2 separate regions of the Homo sapiens genome follow, and region 1 is linked to region 2. A link is a loop called in an ENCODE intact Hi-C map of the cell type or tissue named here. Cell type or tissue: heart left ventricle. All regions are shown on one strand.

Region 1 (2,500 bases), 240 kb before region 2:
CCTGCCCTATTTTATTTTTACATTAAGCCTTTACTTCCTTTAATTCATTTTGATTTTTTGTATACATGCTAGCAAAGCATCTTACACTGAGATCAGCTCCTTAGTCAAATGTGTTGTAATAGCATATAAATACTGATAACATGTGGCTGTCCTTGTAACTACCGTAAAAGATAATGCGTTAGAACCAGAAAGGTAAAGTATTATTGTGTAACGTCCAGCTACTTATTTGCCAGTATCATGAAAGTTACTATCTACATGAACTTGTGATATGCTCTTAGTCACTCCCCTATCTTCACTATCCCTTATCTTGCCCACCCCTGAAACACAGGCAAGCAGGACTATTGCCACCCTCGGCAGTTTTCATTAAGCTGGGGACTCTCGTTCTAGCTCATCTACAGTTTCACACATGGCAGGGTAAAGGTTTGTTTTTCTGGCTGTTTTTTTATTTTTTATTTTTTTTAACATTTCGCCTTTACTTCAGTTCTTTACAGTCCACCAAAGCCAACTATGTGTCCTAGTTTAAAAATCATCTGCAAGTGATTGAAGAACTTTTTTAAGGTTCAAGGCGTGAGCACCTTTTATATTGTAAGAGAAGCGACAGGGAGTTATGGAAGCTTCTCATGGGATTAAGGACCTAGTGCAGGACGAGTTCTTTTTTCAGAAGCTGGGATTGAAAGAGGAGAGGGATGGTAAAGGTATGAAGAAGTTTCTGGGGCACAGAAGAAGGCACATCATGTAACGGATTATCTTCTCTTGTTAACATCCAGTTGATGCAATAGCTGAATGCATCTTTAATTCACTCCTCTGTCAAGGTAAAGACAAAGCAAGATCCATGTAAAGAAGGTCCTTTTGGCTTTGTAACTGCTATTCCTTATGCAGAAAAAAAGCAGTAGTCCAAGAGGCAAAATGCTTAAAAGGTTTGCTTGCTAAAATGTACAGAGGCAGAAGAATTAGGTCCAGGAGAAAAACATAAACCCGGATATACTATTTCTAGTACCTTTTTAAAAGAAATTAACAGTATTCACTGACTTTTGTAAAGTTAGGACACATTCAAACCTAGAATACGAAGTCTAATTATAAACCTGTAAAGGTAAAATGGAACTCAGAATTACCATGAGAAGGGTCATCTAATGATTTTGCATATAATCCACTTTTCCTAGGAGGATAAATGAAAGTAACAGAATCTTTTCAATGTAAGATAATTAATGCAAAGGGAGACAAGCTCCTTCTAAGGAACTGAATGGTGTCAGTGGGCCTGGTAAACCACAACTCCCAGAGAACCCCAAGTTTGCTGTAACTTTTTGTCTCCTGTCTTAGAAAATGTGTAATGATGGCATTAATTCATTGATTAAGGTTTCAAAATAAAGAATGAACTACAATTTTCCCTGCCCCTCGCCTCCATTTTTTAGGCTGTGAATGAGCAAGGCACCTGATGTGAGCTGCTGGCCATGAGCAAATGTTCTTTGCCTCCACCGAGGATTGACGCTGAGGGGAGGGAATTGGGGCAAATCACAGGAAGCTTTTCCCCAATGTCACCTAGCCAGGAACATCATAACATTGACTTCAAAGGTTTGCTGGAACTCTTTGAAAGAGAGATAAAGCTGTCTTTCTTTGGTAGTTGAGTACAGCCTTACCCAAAGGCCAAAGGCCTGATCTGACCGCATGGAGGGGGACTTTCTGTGATCCTCTGAGACTCAGTCATCTTGGCATTGTTGTGGGAGGGCCCAGGCTGCCTGCCTGCCCCAGCTATTCTGTGGTATTCACTGTTCTTCCACTTCAGAACTTCAGAACTTTTAGTTGGGCCCAACAGTTTATCTTTGTTTTGTGTATGACAAAATAGAAGCACTGAGAATTTTGAGGTACTTAGCCAAGGTGGTACAGAAAATAATAGCAAAGACTAAAACTCACATTTGGGCCCTTCAAACAATCTTTGAGGACTTGCTACTGCAAGTGGAGTGAGAAGACAAAGATGAAGCAGTCTTGGAGAGTGTCGAGGCTGAAGCAGAGGGTACACCTGCAGGTCATTGCCACGGGGAAGGGGCTGGCAGTGAGGTGAGGACAAGGCACTATGGCATCAAGGGAGAGGACCATTCTCGGGTCTATATGTGTAGGTTGGGGCAGGAGGCTTGGAAGAGGTGACATGTGAGCTCGAAAGAGAAGGAATCGATGTTTAATGTTTACTGGGGCCTGGCTGAGGCACTGGGGCACTTGTGCATCTCTTGAAAGAAAGGTGTGTAGCATACAGGGTCCTTCGGTGGCACTGTCTTCTCCGCTAACCTTTGTTCATGTGATGCAAAAAGCAGAAACATTTATCCTTTTTTTTTTCTTAGACAAATGCTAGCTCAATTCCTGATACAGAGTCACAGAATCACACAGCTTTAGAGGAAGAAACCACCTTAGAGCAAGTCCCATGCCCTAATTCCACCAAAAGTAAACTCAAGGACCAAGAGATGCCCCGAGGCACAGCAGATCAGTGCTGAGTGGAAACTGGAACCAGTCC
Region 2 (2,500 bases):
ATGAATTTAGGCCATGATGGGAAGTGGAGGGGGTTGGACAAGCCTCATTATACCTCATCTCTTTTGGAATTACTAACAGAACAAACTTTTTTAGTCTGATAAGAAACAAGTACAATCATTTTCTCTGAAACTTGCTACCAGGTGGCTTCATCTGCAGGGTAAAACTTTGTTCTCTACAACCCCTTATTATCCTAAACTAGACATTCCTTTCTATTGATTCCAGGTGGTTAGATAGTAACTTAACCCTTTCAACCAACTGCCAATCAGACAAATTTTAAATCTACACACAACCTGGAAACCCACACTTCCAGTATCCCTCCTTTCCATACCAAACCAATGTACATCTATATATATTTGATTGATGTCTCATGTCTCCTGAAAATGTGTAAAATTAAGCTGTACCCTCACCACCTCGACCACACGGTCTCTGAATCTCCTGAGGGCTGTATCTCAGGCACTAGATACTCATATTTGGCTCAGAATAAATCTCCAAATATTTTACAGAGTTTGACTCTTTTCAATAACATTGGTAGTTACTGATTCTATGAGAGGAATACAAGGAAGGTCGTGATACTTTTGTGTTATTTTTATACATGTTAGAAATTTATGTAATAAGGGGATAAAATGTATATCAGGAAGTGAATGTAAAGTTAAAATGCATACCACACATGAGAGGTGGAAGGCAGTGGATTATAACAAATAACCTGTTAAAGACTGAGTATATTAATTCGATGATTATTTTGTTGTGCACCTACTAAGTGCCAGGTGCTGTGTGAGGTTCTGATGATAGACAGTGAACGAGACAGACTCAGTTCCTGCTCTCGAGTAGCCTACATACCTATAAGAATGGAGACAAGTAAACAGGTGATTAAAATCAGGAGCTTCCAGGAGAACACCCAAGCAGTCCCCAGCGTTACCAGGTCATCCTTCCAGTGTTTGAGCAGGAAATGCTGGGAGGTGTCTGTGGGACTCCGTTGAGTGCTGCCCTCTAGAGGTGTCACTGAGAAAAACACTTCCAAGTCCAGAACAGAGTCCCTCAGGGGCTGCCTGAGGGTTTTCCTCGGGGTAACTCATGGACAGACTCAGGAGATCTTGTCCCTCGGGTGGCAGCCGAAAAGGAGGGTTTCAGGTGAGGTGGCATCCTGTGAAAGGAAGTTCTAGCGCGCCCCTTCAGCCTCACAGCGCCGTGTGGGCCTGAACCTTGGGAAGGCACTTTCTTCATTGCTTCACGAGGGCCTGGGACTTTAGCCTCACCCTTTCTCAATCCTATGAAGAAATAAGCACACAAGAAATCCAAACACTGCCATTCCAGGTTGTTTTCTTTGTATGAATGAATACCCTGTCACCCAGACATCAGCTCTACAGCTCAGGGATGTGTTCAGAGCCCGGGTAGGAAGAGTTCAGCAGGAGGGAGGGAGGGGCAAGGCTGGGAGGAACCCAGACTCCCTGGCCTCCAACCAGCTTGACTGAAGGCGGGGGCAGGGCTGACTGCAGACCTTGCTCAGGCTTCTGGGGTCTCAGTGCCCTAAGGCTGATGATCACAACCCAGTCCTCAGCCTCACAAGCACATCCCACTTGCCAATCCCACCCCACCTCGGTCACCCTCCTGCCAGGACCACCCACCGTTCCTTAGGTTTGTCCTGAATTGGACGCTTTATTAATTGCTGGCACACACCCCCCATGATCTCCACATCCTGGTCCTGTGCGATCATAGATCCACAACAAACTGTTCCATGGAGCAAGCTAGAAACCCCCAAATTCCTGAACTTTCACCGTAAAGAACTCCATTAAACTATAAGTAACCACTGCAAACACAACTACCATTTATTACTTGATGTTGATGCACGCGGGTCAGGCCCTGTATCATGCATTTTGAAAACATTACAATATTCTGTTTAAGAAAATATTCTATCCCCATTTTGCAGATGAGGAAACTAAGGCTTGAAGATGTTAAGTGATGATTCCCAGATCACACAGCTATTTTGAGGCAGAGTCAAGATTGGTACCAGATCATATCAACAGTGAAATACAGGAAATCTTGGTAAGTGTCTACTTTGACTTTTATTTTTATAGATTCTGCCTATTAAGTCAACTGCATTGTTATGCAATAACTGGTTTTCATAGTTGTATTAAATACCTGCATCCACTCAGAGCTTCTGATCAGATTGAGACAGCCTTATTGCTGGCTGCCATTCCAACCAAAGTGACTACACTCAGGACAAGGTGTGATTTATTTCAAAGTTTAAATCACTGATATAGATCAGCAATAGAGTATATTTTCATCAATATTAGATTGATTTAATTTTTTTAAGGATGATATGAAATAGCAGCCATACTTCAGAATCCTAATAGTGTATGTTTAATGAGCACTTACACACTTGCTACTTTTCTGAGTGCTTTGCATGACTTTGAAATTTAATCTTCATACCAACCTATAACATAGGTACCATAAGTATTCCCATTTCATAGATTAGGATACTGAGACACAGAGAGATTTAAC

The links. Hi-C counts contacts between places; a loop is a spot of excess contacts. Peaks named below come from ENCODE experiments on the same cell type or tissue, not always from the same donor. Only the 100,000 strongest peaks of a DNase experiment are listed, where the experiment ranks them.
Region 1: it touches region 2 in a loop (3-fold over the local background); 34 of 110 quality-filtered maps call a loop at or near these places.

Annotation. Positions count from the first base shown.
Region 1 is chr6:53,053,822-53,056,321 of GRCh38, reverse strand. All of the region lies in intron 1 of CILK1 (ciliogenesis associated kinase 1), which reads left to right. Among named protein-coding and RNA genes, the nearest start is that of CILK1, 6.8 kb to the left of the region's middle. In heart left ventricle, no CTCF peak of the experiment used is centred here; no DNase peak of the experiment used is centred here; H3K27ac peaks cover 204 bases.
Region 2 is chr6:52,814,167-52,816,666 of GRCh38, reverse strand. No RefSeq gene overlaps it. Among named protein-coding and RNA genes, the nearest start is that of GSTA1, 12 kb to the right of the region's middle. RefSeq lists an enhancer at 1,036-1,085. In heart left ventricle, a CTCF peak has its summit at 994 (motif pointing left); no DNase peak of the experiment used is centred here.